2 separate regions of the Homo sapiens genome follow, and region 2 is linked to region 1. A link is a loop called in an ENCODE intact Hi-C map of the cell type or tissue named here. Cell type or tissue: endothelial cell of umbilical vein. All regions are shown on one strand. Each heading gives the region's core, and the rest is flanking DNA. Links, peaks and the distances in the headings are about the cores only.

Evidence for each region. A loop is a pair of places that touch in the nucleus more often than their neighbours do. Peaks named below come from ENCODE experiments on the same cell type or tissue, not always from the same donor. Only the 100,000 strongest peaks of a DNase experiment are listed, where the experiment ranks them.
Region 2: a loop joins it to region 1, with 6 times the contacts of the local background. A loop is called at or near these places in 2 of 110 quality-filtered maps.

The regions. Positions count from the first base shown.
Region 1 is chr16:75,238,873-75,248,536 of GRCh38, reverse strand. It overlaps BCAR1 (BCAR1 scaffold protein, Cas family member), which reads left to right. Exons shown (of 7, transcript NM_014567.5): 2 at 5,447-6,067. Among named protein-coding and RNA genes, the nearest start is that of BCAR1, 7.9 kb to the left of the region's middle. RefSeq lists enhancers at 1-450, 3,801-3,910, 6,061-6,902, 6,903-7,744, 9,427-9,664. In endothelial cell of umbilical vein, for the core only: no CTCF peak of the experiment used is centred there; DNase peaks (open chromatin) are centred at 1,927, 2,876, 3,206 and 4,256; H3K27ac peaks cover 4,549 bases.
Region 2 is chr16:75,336,828-75,347,911 of GRCh38, reverse strand. All of the region lies in intron 5 of CFDP1 (craniofacial development protein 1), which reads left to right. Among named protein-coding and RNA genes, the nearest start is that of BCAR1, 91 kb to the right of the region's middle. In endothelial cell of umbilical vein, for the core only: no CTCF peak of the experiment used is centred there; DNase peaks (open chromatin) are centred at 4,441, 5,421 and 7,001; H3K27ac peaks cover 4,841 bases.

The sequences.
Region 1 (9,664 bases), core at 713-5,712:
GAAGAGGAGGTGCCCCTCAGAGCCTGAGGCCAGGACCAAGTGGGGTGATCAGGACCCCTCCAGGTGGGTCCCGGGTGCGGATGGCCAGTTGGGCGCATGCTTATTGGGCCTGCATCCGTTGGCCACGGAGGCTCTTTGGGACAAGCAAATAGAATGCCCCAGAAATAAACTTGGCCCAAGTTTGTGATGGTTCTGGGTATGAAAGAAGTCAGTGTTTCCCAAGTGCCTGCTATGTGCGAGGCTCTGTGCTGGGGCGGGTGCATGTGTGCGTTGGGGGCGTGGACAGGAGGGGTGGGAAAGGCCTGTGACATTTCCTCTGGTGGTTTCCACGAACCCAGGCGTCACCCCTCGGTGGAGATAAAGTGGAGCCACCCAGCTCCACCGTGTCTCAGCCTGGGGTCGGCCTCTGCTGCTTCTGGACTCAGTGACCCTGGGCTGTCAGGGAGCTTCTGAGCCTTGGTTTTCCTGTCTAGTAAGATGGAGGTAATCGTGTCTTATGGGGTTGTTTTGAGGGTTAAATGAGCTGGTGGCTGTGTGGGAAAGAGCTCTGCCTCCCGCAGGGAGGAACTGTGCTGTTCTTATTATTGTGAACTTAGTGACAAGTGTGGCACTATTACCCATTTCCTTGTCTGCCCCCAACCCTGGGGTCTTGGGCAGAGAACAGGAGTTCTTGCCATTTTCTCCCAGCTCCCACCTTGTGCTGGCTTGCGGGTGCTGAGGTCATATTTGCTGGGTGAAAGGGTGCAGGCCAGATATGAGCCAGGCCTGGCAGAGAGGGTTTTGGTCAGCAGTGATACCTGCAGTGTTCTCTGCAGTTGGTTTGGGCTGGCCCTGCTCCTGAGAACTCCTGGGTTGTCCCTTCAGGCAACCAGGGAAGGCTCCTTGGAGCAGCAGCATCTCCCCTTACCACTCGCCGACACCAGCTTCCGCCTGACCCAGAGAAGGAGTTTGGGGACAGCCACAGCACGTCCAGGGCTCCCAAGGCAGCTGGCAGAGCCAATGAGGAGACCCCAACACCCATCCGACGGCTGCAGCTCTCCCTGACGTGTGTCACCCGCAGCCCTGGTCCCAGCCGCTGTGCTTCTCAGGGCCTGCCTGCCCAGCCCGGGTGGATATGGTGCCCAGGCGGGCCCCGGGGACACAATGAGGGCCATTCTCAGAGCCAGGCAGAGCGTGTGGGGCAGTCCTGTCAGTCCTATGTGCAACAGCTGGGATATTGTTTAGGGAGTGCTGGCATCAGGCTGGGGCTCTCCTCCTCTGGCCCTGCCCTTTGGGATGAGCAAGCCCCCAAAGGCCTTCCTGGGTTCCTCTGGTGCACGTGCCCTGGAGTTACCCTTCTGAAGGAGGTAGACTTGTCCTCCTGTCCTGGGTGCCTGGGGTGCAGGGGTGTGAATTGGGCTATGTCAAGATATGCTGGGCAGTACTGTGAGGTGGGGGCAGAGGGGAGAAGGTGTCCCAGGAGGAGCCTTCCTGGAGGGGATGATAGTCCAGCATGTTCTGAAGTGGGAGTAGGGTGCGGCAGGAGTAGGGTACCAGAGAATGAGTGAGTCAGGCAGCAGCCTCCACTGCGCCTTGGACACAGGTGGCTGACAGTGTCCACCTGGACTGGCTTTGCACCCCTTCTGAGGTCACAGTTGTGTCCCTTGAAAACTTGGGCAGGAGCACCTGACTGGCCCAGCTTGGGTCATGCCCTAGGCCCAGCAGTGCGGGAGGCCAGGAAAGTAGGCTTGGGGAGGCTGGCCTCTCCTCCAGTTTGAAGCATGGCAGGGGTTCCGGGGGAGGCTGCTGGGGGGCCTGCGAGCATGTCCAGAGCAGGAATGCTTGGGGTGGTGTGTGCTTTGCTCGTCTGGGCTTATCTGGCCGTGGGGAAGCTGGTTGTGCGGATGACGTTCACTGAGCTGTGCACGCATCATCCATGGAGTCTGCGGTGTGAGTCCTTTTGCCGCTCCAGGGTCACAGCCTGCCTCCCTGCTCCAGCCCCCTGGCTGAGGCCCTTCCTCTGCCCCATGCTCTTCTCAGACAGGAATCCTGTGGAATGTCATCTCTTTGGGGAGGCCGTCTCTGACCCTGTATGCAAAGGCCTTCTCCCACATTATTTTTGGCACCCCACTTTCTTCCCCGTGAAAGCAAATTGTTTGGTGTCTTTCTGTCCCACTACAGTATAGGCCCGGTTCAGACAGAGGCCTTGTCCACTAGGCCTGCGCTATCTCTGCGGAGCCCAGCCAAAGCAGGGGCCAGGCGAATCTTTTGTTAAAAGAACAATGCGCGCTGGGCACAGTGGCTCACGCCTGTAATCCCAGCACTTTGGGAGTCCGAAGCTGGAGGATCACTTGAGCCCAAGAGTTTGAGACCACCCTGGGCAACATAAGGAGAACCCATCTCTACACAAAATTAGCTGGGCGTGGTGGTGTATGCCTGTAGTCCTAGCTACTTGGGAGGCTAAGGTGGGAGGTGGCTGAGGTGGGAGGATCACTTGAGCCTGGGAGGTTGTTGCAGTGAGAGCCATGATCGCGCTACTGGGCAATAGAGCAGAACCCAGTCTCAAAAAAAAAAAAAAAAAAAAAAAAAAAAAGAACAATCCTATGAAATGAGGGCTGTCATCCAGCAGAGAGGATCTAGATGCTCAGAGAGGCTAAGGGATTTGCCCAAAGTCCCACAGCCGGGCCCAGGTCTGAGTCTGCCTAGTGAGGAAGAAGGAGTGCATGTCCTTAGGGAACAGAACAGGAGGCAGAGAGGCCCGGAGAGGCGGGGGCCCTGGCCAGCTGGAGTGGTCGGTTGTGTACCAGCAGCGTCCAGAGCTCAGGCTGGGCGGGGGCACACCAGCTGACGCAGGCGGGGAAGCTCCTGGTGCCAGGCGCCTGGTGCCACGTGCCCAGCCTGTGAGATGCTTCCCAGCCTGGCTTCAGCGGCCCCAGACTGGGCTGTGGCCGATCAGTGAGCTCATGCCTGGCAGGGCTGGGCTGTGAGGCCAGAGGCCCCAGCCGCTCACCTGGGCCGGGCTTTCCCTCCCTGCAGGGCCCTTCCCTCCACAGAGCCCCCGGCCTCCCTGCCTGTGCTCCCTCAGCCTCTCTGAGTGCCTGGCCCTGCCTGATGGGGCCTCTGCCAGCCTTTCCTGGGCCACCCTCCTAGGAGGTGAGGGGCCTTCGCGGGGCGGTCCCCTCTGTCTAAACCCCCACCTTCTCTGACTTGGCTGGAGGGGAATTTTCCTGTGACTCACTCTGCTGGCACTTCCTGTGGTCACCAGGGCAGGGGCTGGGGGACCCGGAGGGGCAGCTCTGTGGTGTGTAGGGTCACTGGGGAAGGGTGGCCCGCCCCCGATGGGCTGTGATTCCCAGAGGCAGGCTGCAGACCATATTTGGGAAATGCTTGTCTTGCTGGCCGCCTGGGATGGGGGCCCTGAGCCCGGTGGGCTGCAGGACAGCCCCCGCCCTCCCGCTCCTCTGTGGGGCTCTGGCCCCTAGACCTGCCGCACTGCCTGTCCCGTCCTGCCTCAGAGCCTGGGACATAGTCCACCGTTTTCTTTTTTTTTCTTTTTGTGTAGTTTTTCAGCCCCAAAGCAAGAAACACTCATTCCTGAAAAACAGGAAGAGAAACTATCTCCATTGTCTCAGACATCTCTGGTGTCTTCCTGACCCTCTCTTGTCTTTACGTTTCACAGGACATTTTCTTGAGATGTGCTTTTCACTTGAGTGCCTTTTTCATTTTGTTGTAATCATGGTGTGGACAGTGTTGCAGCCATCCAGGGCCTCTGCCCTTGTGCTCACCTTGGCTCCAATATGACTCCACCTGGGCCTGCCCTCTCCTAGCTGCCCCCTGGCCCCTCCCTTGGGCCTTGCTCCTCCTGGCTCTCCACACTCCAGCCTCTGGCCCTTTTAGGGACTGGAGGCTCCTAGCTGCTCTGGAGAAATGGGCTCCCTGCTGATGATGTCCACCCAGGGCAAGTGAACCATGGGGTCTGAATGTCTGATCCTGGGACCTGGGGCAACTACTGCCTACCCAGGCCGCTGCCTGGTATGCCATCGCCCTCTGATGCCGGCCAGGGAGATGGCGCTCAGAGGGGCACTGTCCAGCCCCTGCTCATATAGGGGAGGAGGGTGGGCCCTAGGGACTTGAAAGAGGCCTCACCCCCACTCCTCTGCCCCAAGGCACAGGCTCCTGCTTCCTGTTTCTGCCCAAGGGGGCGTGGCCCTTTCTTCCTTGTTTCACTCCTTGCAGATGGAGTCCAGAAAGTGGGACTTGGGCCCAAGTGGGGATGGTCACACAGCTACTGGCTGGCCAGAACCCAGGTCCCATTTCCGAGTCAGAGTCTCGACCAGGCTGCACATCTAAGACGCCAGGAGACTCTGAGGAGGGACCTTGCAGGGCAGCCCAGAGCTGAGGCCAGGCTGGTGGGGTGGCTGGAGCCCAGTGCCGGTCACTGTCCAGCCAGCCTGGCACTGTTCTCACACCCGGCTTCCCTGTGTGTGAAGTCTGGGGCCCCTGTGGAACCCATGCAGCCCTCTGCTGCCCTAGGAGGGGCCGCAGCCCTGGCCTTGTCTCACCCCGTGCCTCCCTCACACCTGCCTTTTGCTGCAACCGCCCACACCCTCCAGCCAGGGATCCTCTGTCTCTCTGGGCCCATCCTGCGCCTGGCACCTCGATGGGGCAGCAGCGGCAGGGGCGAGGATGCATGAGTGTGTGGTGGGAAACTGCGAGGCCTCCCTGCCTGGGCTCTAGTGTCCCAGCGAGGCTCCGCCCCTGCCCTCGCCACGGCACTCATGCCTCTGATCCCACAGCCTCCTCCAAGTCCCTCTCGGACTGCTTGGCTCCTGGGCCACATGGAGCACGTACCCGGCTCTGCAAGGGTTTGCTGAGGGCGACGGGGCCAGGACAGGGAGGGTGTGCCTCCTGTTTCTTTCCCAGCCTTGGGGAAGGTGTTTGAAGTTTCTAAATTAATTACTGACTTTTTGGATTTGGGGTAGATAGACTTTGTTAAGGAAGCTCTGTCTTATTGTTGTTCATTTTTTTATCCTAAGAAGCTGTTCTTTTTGTCAGATTATTTTCGTGCACCTCGAGAGAGAACCATTTGCTATTTGTTTTAACTTGGCAGCTTTGTCGTGATTACTGCCGCTCTCCTTGTGTTGGTCCAGGTAGCAGAGTGGCCTTGGGTGGGGCTTTTAGGGATATCTTGAGGGTCATCCCTGGAGTTTTGGTGGTGACAGTGGTCAAGAGGATTTTGAGGTGCTATACAGGTGCAGTTGAAAGAAAGGCCAGGATCAGCTGGGCCTTTCTGCTGGGGAACAGGTGGGGACAGTGGAGGCAAAGGCACAATGATCTCGCCAAACTCCACTGAGTTCTTTTCCTAGTATCAAAGCTGGGCACCTCCCCAGAGCAGGGCAGGAGCTGGGGAGCCCCTGACGCCCCATGCACATCCTTCTGTTCTCACACCTGTGTCCTCTCTCCCCAGAACGTGCTGGCCAAAGCGCTCTATGACAATGTGGCCGAGTCCCCGGATGAGCTCTCCTTCCGCAAGGGTGACATCATGACGGTGCTGGAGCAGGACACGCAGGGCCTGGACGGCTGGTGGCTCTGCTCGCTGCATGGGCGCCAGGGCATCGTGCCTGGGAACCGCCTCAAGATCTTGGTGGGCATGTATGATAAGAAGCCAGCAGGGCCTGGCCCCGGCCCTCCCGCCACCCCGGCCCAGCCTCAGCCTGGCCTCCATGCCCCAGCGCCTCCGGCCTCCCAGTACACGCCCATGCTCCCCAACACCTACCAGCCCCAGCCAGACAGCGTCTACCTGGTGCCCACTCCCAGCAAGGCTCAGCAAGGCCTCTACCAAGTCCCGGGTCCCAGCCCTCAGTTCCAGTCTCCCCCAGCCAAGCAGACATCCACCTTCTCGAAGCAGACACCCCATCACCCGTTTCCCAGCCCGGCCACAGACCTGTACCAGGTGCCCCCAGGGCCTGGAGGCCCTGCCCAGGATATTTACCAGGTGCCACCTTCTGCCGGGATGGGGCATGACATCTACCAGGTCCCCCCGTCCATGGACACACGCAGCTGGGAGGGCACGAAGCCCCCGGCAAAGGTAAGGCTGTCCTGGCACAGTTGTGCAGCCACACAGGTATAGCCCAGGCCCTGGTTTGTGGGCACAGAAGGGTCCAGCCACCCTCAATCACCGGCATTCCAGGAGTGGCTGTGTGTTTGGTCTGGGGTCAAAGTGGGAAGTGAGTGTTTGGGGGGTGTTCATTTGTCCGGGGAAGATGGATGTGAATGGACCCAGAGGGGAGATGCTCCGCTGGCCTCAGCCAAGCCGACCCGAGTGGTGGTGTCACCAACCACAGGGAGCAGCCTGTTGAGGCGTTCCAGTGGGCAGGCGGGGCTTGGCACATGGGGTCGGCAGTTGCTGGGCCCCCGCAAGGGAGAGGCCAGCCACTTCATGCTCAGGCTCCCCTGTGCCATCTGGGTTTACGTGTCAGCCTCTAGATGGGGTTCCGGCACATCTTCTGGCCGCCCCTGCCTCCACAGGCCAACCCCTCTCCACTTATGGAACATGCTAGGGGCCAGCGGGTGCGTATGGTGATCTGGATGTGACTCCTGGGAGGACGCTGCCCCTGAGATTGCTAGAGGAGGACTGCCCTGAGAGCCTCCTGGGCTCTTGCTGATGGGATGCTGGGCCTGGGGACAAGACCTCTGGCCTCCAGACCCTGAGCCCGCTTCCCAAGTCCACAGGGCCCCTGCCTCCCAAGCTCACCTGCCTGTAGGAAGGAGTCAGCACTAGACACTCAGCCCAGGGCTGAGGTGGAGACCTCATTGGTGCCAGCTGGGCAGCGAGTCAGCTGGGAGTTACCCCCACCCCCGCCCATGGGTGGCCTGGTACCCAGGAGGCATGGCCGGAGGTCGTTGGCGGGTGGGGGACTCCATGGACATGGGCCACCAAGCCTGGCCACCAGGGGAACCTGGGTCACTGGCTCCCACTTCCTGCTCTACCTGCTCCTTCAGCCATCTGGTCAGAGGCGAGCCTGGCTGGCGTGGGGTGCCTGGGTGGGGGTGCTCCCAAACTGGCTTTAGCAAGAGGAGCAGGGTCCTGTTATCCCCTGGGGAGGCGGCAGGGAGCAGTGTCCTGTAGGGGAGCCTCAGGCCACAGTCCAGGTATACCCACACCCCACACAGATGAACACACGTGCATGATGCCTGTACCCCACAGATACGAACACCCATGCACACACCATATGCACGAACACACACATGCGCTACATGAATGTGCGTGAATACATGCACATATCTGCATCCCATACCCCATAAATGGACACACGTATACGCCCACACATGCGCACATCATATGCATGAACACGCACACACCCAAACCCCATATGTGTAAACACACGTGCATACTCACCCCACACACAGACACGTGTACGTCCACACATACAAAGCGTGTGCACCCACCAGTATCCCACAAACGTACAAATGTATGTGCGTATGCACACGCACACACAGTCCACACTGCACATGCCCCAAGGTCAGGCACATCCCCACCCCTCCTCTCCCGCCTTTGCAGTGAAGCTTGTCCTGGTGCGGCTGGAAGCCCTGTGGGCTGGGGAGCAGCAGCGAGACCCCCAGACAGAGCCCGGCCTCGAGGCTGTGTTTTGGCAGCTGTTCTGTCTCCGTCTCCGGCAGGGGGCCTGCTCTCAATTGCATCAGGGGCTCAGCCAGCTGGGTCCTTCTCTGCCCATGCCCACTGGTAGAGCTGCCCAGACCTGTGCCCCAAGGGCCCTGACCTGGCTGATGGCCCAGGAAGGAGAGCCCTGTGTCCTGGGCCTGGCTGCTCTCCCCCAGGAAACCTCCCCCAGTCTTGATTGTGTCTGCTTGTATTTTATGATCACAAAAGCAATGCTTGTTTGCTGTAGAAAATGCATAATGTATGGGAAAGTCTGGAGATGAAATTTTCCAATCGCGGTAATCACTGGGAAATTCTGGCATATTTTGTCTAGTATCTGCCCTGTGTTTCACAGATTTATACATGCAGTTTTGCATTTCAAAGTTGTAAATCCAACATTAGATATCAAAAGCATTTTGTTGAATTCTTAAAGCTTGTCCCTGAGCCGCCTTGGACTTTGCTGGGTTGCCCCCTCTGCTGGGGCGGGCCCTGGGCAGTTTCCGATTGCTCATGCCTTCATTACGGTGGCACGGCGGTAACACCTGGCTGCGGGACATCTGTGTCTGAACCTCCAGGTGCTCCCCTCCAAGCCTCAGGCCTGCCCCTCAAATGCCTGGGAAACTGAGTCTCCCAGTTCCAGGGTAGTGGTTGGCTGGGCTGAGAAGGAGCCCTTGCCAGGACTTCACGTGGGCGGGAGGGACACTGGCTCTCAGGAAGCCAAGAGGGTGAGTGACAAGGATGGTGGCCAGGAGGGTCAGAACCCTGGGCCCTGGAGCAGGGTCCAGTGGTTGCTAAGGTGGGAGCCTGGTGGCCCGTATGGCTGAGGGAGAGGTGAGGGCCACACTGGCACCGAGACTCTTTGGGCCGGGTGTGGGCTGTAGGAATCTGAGGGCAGAGGCTCTTTCATGGTCAGATGGGACCCCCGGGGGAAGGCGTCTGTGGGAGGTCGCTCAGGTAGTGCCCCTGGTCAGTGTCTAAGGAGACAGCCATGGCGTGAGGTCAGGCGTGCACGTGGTCCTGTCGGGCCTGTGTTTCACCCTCCTCGCCCTAGAAGCTTCATCTTGCCCCAGGCTCCCCTGTGCTGGGACCTCAGGCTGGGGTGCCTGGAGCTGGGGAGGGAGGGGAGCGGGCTATGGTGGTGGCCCCTCAGGCCACCATGACCCAGGTCGGGTGAGCCCCTCATGCTGGGGTGTGTCCTGGTGGCCGTGGTCGCAGCGCTCCTGTGGTGCTCCATTTCCCAAGGAGGAAACGAGGCTCCTGGATTGGGACCTGGGGGTGCCAGAGCCGGGAGCCAACCCAGGTCAGGGGCGACACCCATTTTGCAGAAGGGGGAGACCAGCCACTGAGCTCCAGGGCGGGGGCCCACTTTGTCCCCTTCCTCCGACCTGACACCTGCCTCTGGGGCCCTTACCGGGAGGCTGGGATGTATTCCTGAGTTCGCTTGTCCCCCCGCTTGATGCCTGATAGTAGGGGAGGAGAGGGGCGGCACCCTGGCCCTGGGGCTGCCTGGGTTCTGTGCGTGCACCTGGCAGTGGGCCTGTGCTGTGTTTTCTCTGCATTGTATGAGGCATGTGTGTCAGAGACCGTGTGGGTCTTATGTCAGTGACTGTGCCTCTGTTCTCTCCTCCTGGGCTCTGGCTGTGTTCCCCTAACCCCCGGGGGACCTCCACGGCCTGCTAGTGGGGTCTCAGGTGTGCAGCAGGGTGGCCTGTGATTAGCAGTGGGGCTGAGTCATTCCCCTAAAGAGCTTTTCCCCCTGGTGGCTGCGTTGCTCTGTTTTTCTAACAGAAACATTTGGTCACTGTGGCTGCCTACTGCCACCCGACTCAGCTCCAAGAGTGGCAGGCGGCCATTTGCCTGGGGAGGCAGGCCTGGGTCCAGCTGCACCCCTGGGCCTCACCGCGTGAGGTTGGGATGGCCACCGGCAGGGTGCTTTTGGAGGATGCTCATCCCTCCTGCTGGTGCTGGGTCCTGGCTGAGCCTTGAGGCTGGGTCCCCACCTGCCTTTGGGAGGCTGGGAGGCCT
Region 2 (11,084 bases), core at 3,359-8,358, 97 kb before region 1:
TTTTGTAGAGTGTGTCTTCATTTGGGTTTGCTTCGTGATTTCGCATGATGAGAATGAGGTTATGGATGTTGGAGAGACCACCAGAGAGGGGATTTGTCCTTTTCTCATATATCAGTGTATTACTCATATTAACTTTAATCATTTGGTCAAGATGGAGTTTGTCAGATGTCTCCACTGTAAAGTTTTCCCTTTAAATTTATGGTTTTGTATTGCTTTGTTCTTCCTTTTTTTTTGAGACGGAGTCTCGCTCTTTCACCCAGGCTGGAGTGCAGTGGCGCGATCTCAGCTCACTGCAACCTCCGCCTCCCGGGTTCACACCATTCTCCTGCCTCAGCCTCCCGAGTAGCTGGGACTACAGGTGCCTGACACTGCACTCAGCTAATTTTTTGTATTTTTAGTAGAGACAGGGTTTCACCGTGTTAACCAGGATGGTCTCGATGTCTTGACCTCGTGATCCACCCACCTGGGCCTCCTAAAGTGCTGGGATTACAGGCGTGAGCCACTGCGCCTGCTTTTTTTTTCTTTTTTCTTTTTCTTTTTCTTTTTCTTTTTTTTTTTTTTTTTTTTTGAGATGGAGTCTCACTGTGTCGCCAGGGCTGGAGTGCAATGGTCCGATCTCGGCTCACTGTAACCTCCGCCTCCTGGGTTCAAGCGATTCTCCTGCCTCAGCCTCCTGAGTACCTGGGATTACAAGCGCCCGCCATTATGCCCAGCTGACTTTTTGTACTTTTAGTGGGGACAGGGTTTCACCATGTTGACCAGGCTGTTGTCGAACTCTGACCCCGTGATTCACCCACCTCAGCCTCCCAAAGTGCTGGGATTACAGGTGTGAGCCCCCCGTGCCTGGCCTGTTCTTTCTTCTATTTTGAAGGTCACTTGGGATGCATTTTCATGCTATTAATAAAGAAATGCTGACCCTTGTTACTGAACTCCTGCTCCCGGGACGCATTGTGACACCAACTACTTGCTGTCATATGGAAGGACAGACAAGACCATCTGTGTTTTCCCAAGCTAAGCAGAATTTTTTTTCAGGAGTGGGGTGGGCAAGTCCTGTTGACTAACTAGATTTTCGAGTTTTGATTAGGCAGCAAAATACCACCTCAGAGAAGAGGAATGGGGCAAAATTATTTCCAGAGTTTGGATGGCATATCAATCTTTTGTAGTAGGTGCTGACTTTTTTTTTTTTTTTTTGAGTGGAAGATTTTAGAGCTATCTTGGAAAATCAAAGTATATCCAATATCGATTATATAAAACTTAGTTTATTGTTGCTTCCTTCATCCTGTCCACCTGGTACTCTTTTTTTTTTTTTTTTTTTTTTTTTTTTTTTTTGAGACAGAGTCTTGCTCTGTCACCCAGGCTGGAGTGCAGTGGCATGATCACGGCTCACTGCAAGCTCCGTCTCCCAGGTTCACGCCATTCTCCTGCCTTAGCCTCCCGAGTAGCTGGGACTACAAGCACCCACCACCACGCCCGGCTAATTTTTTGTATTTTTAGTAGAGATGGGATTTCACCGTGTTAGCCAGGATGGTCTCGATCTCCTGACCTCGTGATCCACCTGCCTCGGCCTGCCAAAGTGCTGGAATTACAGGCGTGAGCCACCATGCCCAGCCCTACCTGGTGCTCTTTACACTGGAGAGTTTACCCCTAGAGAACTTCAGCACATTGACATTCCTGGTCCTTGGGCTACTTCATTTACATTTACCTACAGCTTTGATGTCAGAATCCAGGACACAATCTCACCACCTTTCTGTTACTTTCACTTCACATGTGCTAGTAAACACTGAGGATTCAGCAGAATTTAAGCACAGTGAAGTGCTCATGGGAGATGCATTGGGAGTACTGAACATTGACATTTGAGCCATTGTTCCGTGTTGCTCACACTACCATCCAATTCTTTTTCACTTCACATGCATTCAGATTTCTTCTTGAGTAGAGACCTGGAAGCCTCAGACCTCATATCTAGAAGACCTTGATTATGTTCTCTGGTGCAGCCTCAGCTTAGTCACCGATGACATGACCAGGTCTTACAGCAAATGAGCACCAACTTAGGACCCACTGTCATGTGCCTTGAACATTTTTCAAAGTTTTCAGCATTTTTCAAGATTTTAAAGTTTACTTAATTATTTTCCTCATGGTGGTCTAACTGATCACAGTAAGAAAACAAATGATCTTTTGTTTAACAACTCATGGCATGAAAAAAACATATGATCTTGATCTCTTATTACCAAACTCTCTTGCAGACTTTGGGATGTTCTTTTCTTTCTTTTTTAAGAGACAGGGTCTTTGTCATCTAGGGAGGAGAACAGTGACATGATTATAGTTCACTGCATCCTTGAACTCCTGGGCTTAAACAGTCCTCCTTCCTCTTGCTCAGCCTCTTAAGTAGCTGGGACTACAGATGCATAGCCACCATGCCCAGATAATGTTTTGTTTTTTTTTGTTTTGTTTTGTTTTTGAGACAGAGTCTCACTCTGTCACCCAGGCTGAGGTAAAGTGGTACGGTCTAGGTTCACTGCAACTTGCACTTCCCACATTCAAGCGATTCTCATGTCTTAGCCTCCTGAGTGGCTGGGACTACAGGCATGTACCACCATGCCCAGCTAATTTTTGTATTTTTAGTAGAGACAGGGTTTTGCTATGGTGGCCAGGCTGGTCTCAAACTCCTGACCTTAAGTGATCCACCTGCCTCGGCCTCCCAAAGTGCTGGGATTATAGGTGTGAGCCACTGCTCCCAGCCTGTTTTATTTTTGTAGTGATGGGGTCTTGCTTTGTTGCCCAGGCTGGTCTCAAACTCTTGGGCTTAAGTGAACCTCCTGCCTCAGTCTCCCAAAGTGCTGGGATTGCCCAGGCTGGTCTTGATCTCTTGGGCTTAAGTGATCTTCCCACTTCAGTCTCTCAAGGTGCTGTGATTACAGACACGAGCCACTTTACCCAGCCTGAAAATGTTCTTTCTTTTTTTCTTTCTTCTTTTTTTGTTTTTGAGATGTAGTCTCCCTCTGTTGCCCAGGCTGGAGTGCAGTGGCACGATCTCAGCTCACTGCAACCTCTGCTTCCTGGGTTCAAGTGATTCTCCTGCCTTACCCTCCCAAGTAGCTGGGACTACAGGCACGCACCACCATGCCCAGCTAATTTTTGTATTTTTAGTAGAGACAAGGTTTCACCATATTGGCCAGGCTGGTATCAAACTCCTGACCTTGTGATCCACCCATCTGGGCCTCCTAAAGTGCTGGGATTACAGGTGTGAGCCACTGTGCCCAGCCAGGATGTTCTTTCTAAATGATGTTACTTCTGGGCTCTTTGTAAGGGTTATTAGTCCCTTTCTGAAGATTTGTTTTGAGTAGCTTTTCATTCAGTTTTTCTTCTTGTTTTGGTTTTTCTTAGGTGAATACACGCCTACTATAAAATATCTGAACATAAGCTATAACGTGGTTGTTCAGTCACGAATTGTACCATTATTTTATAGTTACTTTTCTAATGGCATAAGTCCCATGATTTTGTTTTCTAAAGCAATTAAAGTGATTTGACACCTGATTTCCTTTGTTTTCTTACTGTGGTGAAATACACCTAACATAAAATTAACCATTTTAAAGTGTACAATTCAGTGGCATTTCGTACATACACAGTGTTGTGTAGCCATCACTCTGGTTCCTTTTTATGTTTGTGTATACCAGTGAAAAAACATGCATAGTCCCTCAAAGCCTTGTATATACTGACAGAGCAAGCTTTTCATCAGCTTCAGAATTTATGCACTACTGCCAAAAGTTAGTTACTTTCATCCAGTAGCCAAGCAATTCATCGGTTGGGTTTTAAGTAACTGGTTTATTACAGCTTGTTGTCATACAGTAATTGCACTAAATAAGACCTCTAAAATTATTCGTGCTGCTTTAATTTGGGAATGGGGGAAACTGTTTCCTGCTAGAGATTCTAATTTTAGTATACATGCTGTGGAAGTGAGTACCCTGCTAGAGATTCTTAAAATGTCACAATTAAGCAAATGCCTTTAAAAATTCTGCATAAAATGTCGCATGCTTATGTATTGCCCCGTCTACTCAACTACCAGATCATCTACAGAATTATTTCCTTTTCTTTGCCTTCTTAGGAAATCAGCCTTTCATGCGCGAGATGACCCTGCATTGATTAACTGAGTTACTGTGAGTGGTATGACTAGGGCTAGTCAGTGCTAGGATATTGACCATTTTTAGTTTACTGGCCAAGGCAGTTCTGAAACTTACTGCCTAGTTTCTTTTTGGAAGCTTGTAAAATAATTGAGCTAGTGATGAAGTCATGAACTCTTTTCCAGGCTTCCCCAGGTGCCCTGAGGCCTTGTGTCCCCCAACCCCCTCAAATGACTGGGAATTGGCCTAGCTGTTTTGTCATACACATACATTTTCTCTACATTTCCTTTCCATCTTGGAACTGTTCCATTAGTGTTTGTTTCTCATCTACATGATGTGGAACTAACTGCACCTTTTTTGCTGGAAAAAAATGGAGTCAACACATTTAGTGTAAGGAAACCATAGCCAGGCTGTTCCACGACTCCTTGAGGACTGCTCAGAGGTGGAATCCTCAACAGAGGAACTGCTATTCAGCAAGAGAGAACATGCATGTGCGGAGAGGCCTGCTATCTAGTGCCAGCAGCATTTTGTTCTCTAAAGAGCTAAAATGTAAAGGAGTTTTTGCTGGAACATTTTTTAACTTATTTAGTGTCATGTAGTAGAGCCTTGCAGTTTAGCCCAGGGACTTTTTTCCATTTTTCTGAGGACAAAGCAAGTCTCTGTCTTCCCCAAGAACAACCAGAAGTTGGTACCTATGGGGTTTGTTCACTAATAGTCCTGACCTTAAATCTAGTTGTTTTCTTCCAGGGAGCTCAGAGTGCCTTACCAGGGAGACTGCCATCCTCCATGCAGCAGATCTCCAGTGACCCCATTGGATTGAGGGGGTGCCATCTCACCTAGGGCAGACTCCTCAACCTTAGCACCACTGACATTTGGGCTGGATAGTTCTTTGTCCTGTGCATTACAGCATGTTTAGCAGCATCCCTAGCCTTTACCCACTAGATGTCTGTAATATCTTCCCCAGATTGTGGCAACCAAAAATTTCTCCAGACTGTACCAAATGTTTCCTGAGGGCAGAATGACCCAAGGTTGAGAATCACTGCCCTGTGGTTTCTTCCAAAGGCAAGAGGAAGATTGCTGATTCTTAACCTAGCCACCTAACCTCAAAATATTTGTTCTTCTTCCCCCAAGTAAGAGCCTAGAGAAAGGATGTTTTTTTTCCGCTGTAGTATGCAGATAGAGCCCACGTGTGCAGATGTACAGGGCCAGGCAGAACTCTAACTCTGCATTTGGCTTTGGCTACCATTAGGGGTGGGAAGTGATGAGCCAGCAGTGACCTCCTTACTACCTGCCCCTTTTGTTCCAAGTAAACAAACTTTTACAGCCTTTCTGTTAATGAGTCAGCTGGTAAAGAAAACAATCTACTTTGCCAAAGCTATTCTGAAGCTGAGACATGGCAGAGTTTTGGATACATAAGTTCCTGTTATACTGACTTTTTCTTCCTGGCAAATGAGGAAGGATACTAGTGCAGACAGGAGTGCCAACAAGGATTTGTGACTGTAGCAAGTAGCAATTTTTTAAAACAATACATCCCAGACTTTTCCAGCAATGGTAATTCAAAAGCACCAGTGTTCTCTACATCTTAAAGTAAAAAGTAAACTTCGATGTTAACAGAGGGTTATAAAATCATTGGCATAGCAGAAGCCACAAATCAATCCTGACAGTGAATTTTTGGCAATGTGCTGGCCTTTGGAAACATCTGTTGGTGTGGCCTGTGATATTCAGGGATGAGGTACATCCTTAAAAAAGCTATTTAACTTGGAATGTGTGAACTATACAAATATTAGGAATTAATAAAATGCCACTGGAGTTTTAGAAGAGAAAGAGACCACAGGGACCTGCTTCTTTTGCAGGAAAGGGAAGTTAAGAGAGGCAAAGGACCAGAACAGAGTCGAAAGACCTAGGTCTTTTGATTGCTCCAGCTAGAGTTACTTTTCCATGGAACCACACTGCCTCGTTACCTGGCTGCTTGAGTACAGCAATAAACTGAGCACAGAAAGGGAGTCCTAGAAACGGTGGAAAATACTAAAGCAAGAAGAAGAAAGAGAACAGGACAGCTTGGCCTCCCCCAGAAATGCTATGGCTGGAGCTGTGGAAAGTGTGTCAGCATTGCAGGGTCAGGCCTTTTTTTTTTTTCCTTTCTACACTCTGCTGAAACCTTCTGCTGTCAAAGAAGCCTTCCCAAATTGCCAGAGCAATGCCAGACATAGGAGTTGCATTTATAATCCCCTCACTGAGAGGGTTCCCTTGAAGTTTTGCTTTAAACTCTCTGCTAATCTAGCCAATCTCTTATTTTGGAGAAAAACTACCAATCTTCTCTTGACAGCCTCAAGATAATCTCTTCATAATTTCCTTCCTCCAAGGTAGATGCTAGGAACAAACAAAAGAAAACCTTTCTGAACATTATAGCAAAGCCAGTTAGGTTGCCATAGGGTTATTAATAACTTTGAATCCCACTGTGGACTAGGAATAGTAGGTCCCAGTTAAGAACAGCAGCTGTCAAAGAGAATTGTAGCTGGTGGTATGTGGTGCAGGTGGACGGGTGGGCAATTACTGCTGCAACTTGCCTAATTTACAGCCATTAACATTTACATAAAAATTCATTTAAAAACTGGTGCCTTGTCAGGAAGACCCAATGAGATGCACATAGCATCATTAGGAATAATTAACTGGAGAGGGAAGAAAGCATTAGAAAGTGCTCTGGGAGTGGAAGCACTGTGCATGCCCAGTGTGTCTTTGGGCCAAATGTAACTCCAGCCTGAGAAAAGAATGGTCATCATGAAAATATTTTTTTTACTTCCAAGTCAGGAAACAGACTCACAATGGAGTCTACTTCTCTGCTTGGAATTTTGAGAGGTGCAGGAAACAACCAGCCATTACCAGCTGAGGTTTTCCTGCTGATAAATGAACCCTGAGGCCACAGTGACCTGTCTTGTTAATGAGTTAATGAAGAAGCTGGTCCTCGCATTGACCTCATCCTTAAAAGCTTTCTGTAGAGCTGAAACAACATTCCTCTCATTTATAAGTTAACTCTTTTCTTACTCAGCAGATGAAAAACAGAAGACAGAAAAGAATCTGTGACAGAGAAGTAGAGCGTCTATCAATGGGCTTCTCTTTCTTAAGTTTCTTAAAACTTTAACTTCACTTGCAGAAAGAAATTTCGTCCAAAAAATAGTTCCTCTTATTGCAGAACCTTAATAAAACTGGTTTTTTATTTATGTTCTGTTTACCCCAAAGGCAATGACATTTAATGAAGAATTTTCCTACTCACTCTGACAAGAAACTGGTTGGAATAGGCAACATAAGTGGTTTGAGTTTATGTAAATATTTTAGTGTGGAGGGAAATAATGAGAAAATTTTACTCTGTAAATAAATGTTATTAACCAAGCATCTTATTAAAGGGAGCAGATCCTGTCTGTAGCTTACTAGAGAAGAGAAATAACAGTCTCCTTTAAATTGGGTTATATTTGAGTAACCAAAAATGAATTCTTCTTCTAAATTATTTCTTCTCTTAGTGATTGATTGTTGGTGATGTCCCATAATTTGAAGGAGGCTCCAGGGTTGTTGTCGATACCTCTGTTACAGGATCATCGTAGGAGCATTGCGGTCCTGGAAATGTGATTTTATCAGTCGATTAGATTGCGATGAATTGATTCATGACAATCATAAGGCTGGCGTTACATTTGTCTTACAAAACTCAAATGCTTGCTTATTAACTTAAAATTACTATTTCAGTAACTAGAGGAGTCTGTCCTATTGAGGCATGCAAAAACTAGTATGAGAAAATAATAAACAAAACCAGAAAAATCATAAAAAGTAACAGGAAGATTTGTTTGGTAAGCAAAGCAAAGAAAATGGATTGATCATCTTAAGACATCTTCTCCATGTGCCATTTAAAGATTTTTAAGGAATCTTTGTCTTCCACTATAAGATCCTTGGTATTAGTGGTTCATATCTAGAACAGCTTCTACCTGGTGAGTGCTGAAGGGCTCCTGTTAAGATGGCTCTCAAGTTGGCAGACTGAACATGCATCACATGTATGCCCCAAATCCCTAATATGTTAGATATATGTCCTGGCAATGCTAGAAGAAAAGAAGCATCCTGAGAAGTCTAGAAATCTGAGGAATTCCTAAAGGGCAGAAGGCTGAGGGAATCAAATTAAAGGTGGAAGTCAGAGTCCAGAAGCCCTGCATATCCTGCCCTTCCCCTGTAACCGATGGAGATTGGCAGTGGTGAAGTAATGCAGCATTTACACACCGAGGATCTAGACAGCCATGAGCAAGCACATAACAGTCGCCAAACCATCATAAAAGAAACACCAAACTGAAGAAACTGAAAAGCTCACATTGGAGGATCCTAATAAGAACCTAAAGAAGACTTTAAGGGAAGTGAATTTATCCCTGAAAGAGATAAAAAGAGAATGCTGCACTCATGAAATAAGAAAAAAGAATGATTTTTATTTCCTAGACCTTGGAAATAAAACATGATCCTTTAGTTAGAACCTCATTAAAGGGTTGAGTAGCAGAATGGATACAACTAAAGGAAGAAAGTGAGCAGGACGAATGAGCCAAAGAATTGTCCTAGAATATAAAATAAGACAAAGAGATAGAAAGGCTGACAGAAAAGTGAATACAATAAGGAGGCTCATTTCAGAAGTTCCAGTGTTCATCTAGTAGGAGTTCTAGGAGGAGGAGACAGAGACAGTGGAGGAGGGAGCAAATAACCAATGAAATAATGGGAGAAAATTTCCCAGAACGTAAGCAACAATTTGTAGATTGAAAGGGAACACTGAGTGCCCACTGTGAAGTTATGAGTTTAAGAAGACTCAAATTGTACACATATAATGGAAGCGTCCAGAGAGAGAAAACTGGCCAGCCTATAAAATATCAAGGATCAAGTTGGCATCAGAGTCTTCTGGTAACACGCAAGAGGATGATAAAGTAACATATTCAGAGTTCTGAAATAGCATAGTCCAGAACCTAAGAGTCTGTACCCACAGAAGCTATCCCTTAGATATCAAAGGCAAATGAAGACATTTTTCAGGTGTGCAGGAACTCAGTTTCTCATTCATAATCCCTATTTTATAGAATTATCAAGGGATGTTGTCCAGAAAAATGAAAGGGGGGGATCAAAAAGAATAGATGAGCAAAAAAACAGAAAATGCATTAGGTCAGTAACCCTCTGGAAAGTGAGCAGCTGCACGCTCTCAACAGCAGTGACATCACTAGACGCAGGTAGAAACAGCCACCCAGAAGTTCTCATTCACACTGTGCTCTGATATCCATTGCAGTTGTCACCAGAAATCCAGTCCTCCAGATCATGCTCATCTTTAAGATGCTCATCTGTACTCTGCCCTGAACATTCCCTGAATGGACCCCTCTCCAACCCCTCCCTATCCTCTGCTTCTGTGTACACACTAGAACCCATTGGTTCCTTTCAGTCTCTGCTTCCTTGATGAATGATCCCTTTATCTTCTTGCCTTTTCTGAAATGGCCCAGTGGTCCCCTGGAAACACTGCCACCTGCAGCAACCTCAGGCAGAGGCTCTTTTTCCCCCCCATGCTTCACATTCCCCAAGAGTGAGAGGTGAAGTAAATGTCTCTTTTGTAACCCATCATTGCTTCCAAATTCTCCCTGTCTCCTGGATTTGCCATTGAGTTCAGTGGAAGTACAAAAGTATCCAAGCTAAGAAGGGTAAGAGGAAATGAACAGAGAGCAGAACCTTTGAAGTAAAAGTTGCAGCAGTTTCATTGGGTATGAGAGAATGCCGTGTGAATAAGTGGCTGAGCTGGGTGAAAGACAAAGTTGATTGGCTCTGAGAAGGTTGAAAAAATTGAGGCCAGGTTTGGATCATCTGTGGATACTGAAGTCACTTGAAAGAGAGGAAAAGGGAAAACGAGCAAACTCCTCCCAAGTGCTGAAGTCGTTGGTCAATGATATGGTTTGGATTAGTGCCCCGCCCAAATCTCTTGTCCAATTATAATCCCCAGCATTGGAGGAGGGGCCCGGTGGGAGGTGATTGGATCATGGGCATGGACTTCCCCCTTGCTGTTTTCGTGATAGTGAGTTCTCATGAGATTTGGTTGTTTAAAAGTGTGTGGCACCTCCCACTTCTGTCTCTTCCTCCTGCGCCACCCATGTAAGACGTGCTTGCCTCCCCTTCCCGCCATGATTGAAAGTTTCTTGAGGCCTTCCCAGCCATGCTTTCTGTACAACCTGTGGAACCATGAGGCAATTAAACTTCTTTTTTGTATAAATTATCCAGTCTCTGGTAGTTCTTGATACCAGTGTGAGAACGGACTAATACAGTCAGTGACAGGGGATTGAGTGACTGGAGAGGTTAGTTGTGGCAGCAATAAGGAGGGGCAAAGGTCAGTAAAGCCTAATGGCCTGCGCCTCAAAGTAGCTCTGTGTTTGGCTAAGAAAAGAGGAGGGAGAGTTTGGAAGCAGCGACTCCACCATCCTTCCAGTGCCAGTACCCATGGATCTTGCCTGCCTTGTGGTACTGCCTGTGGCCGCTGCTCCACCTTTGTGCCGGGCCTCGCTCCCTCTCCCAGTGTCATCATTCCTGCACTTAGTCCCTCTCACATTGCTGTCTTCTCCCTTTCAGCTGGATCATTCGCATCAGCGAGCAGAGTAGTACCTGCCTTAGTAGGAAGTTCATTTTAACTGAGACAACATCCTTCAAAGGCTTAGAACAATGATACATTCATAATTTTTTTTAAAAACTTGTGCATGGCAGAGACCGCCATAAACAAAGACAGCAAACCAGGAGAAAACTATTTGCAACTCAGAGCCAAACAAGGTGCAGATTTCCATAAGATCCCCTACAAATCAATAAACATAGCAACTGTCCAGTTTTTAAAGGGCAAGGAACCAACAGCTCGCAAGAAAGGAAATACAAATGGCTCATACATTAGAAAAGATGCTAAATTTTGTTAATAAAGAGACAAATTTAAATGACAAGGAG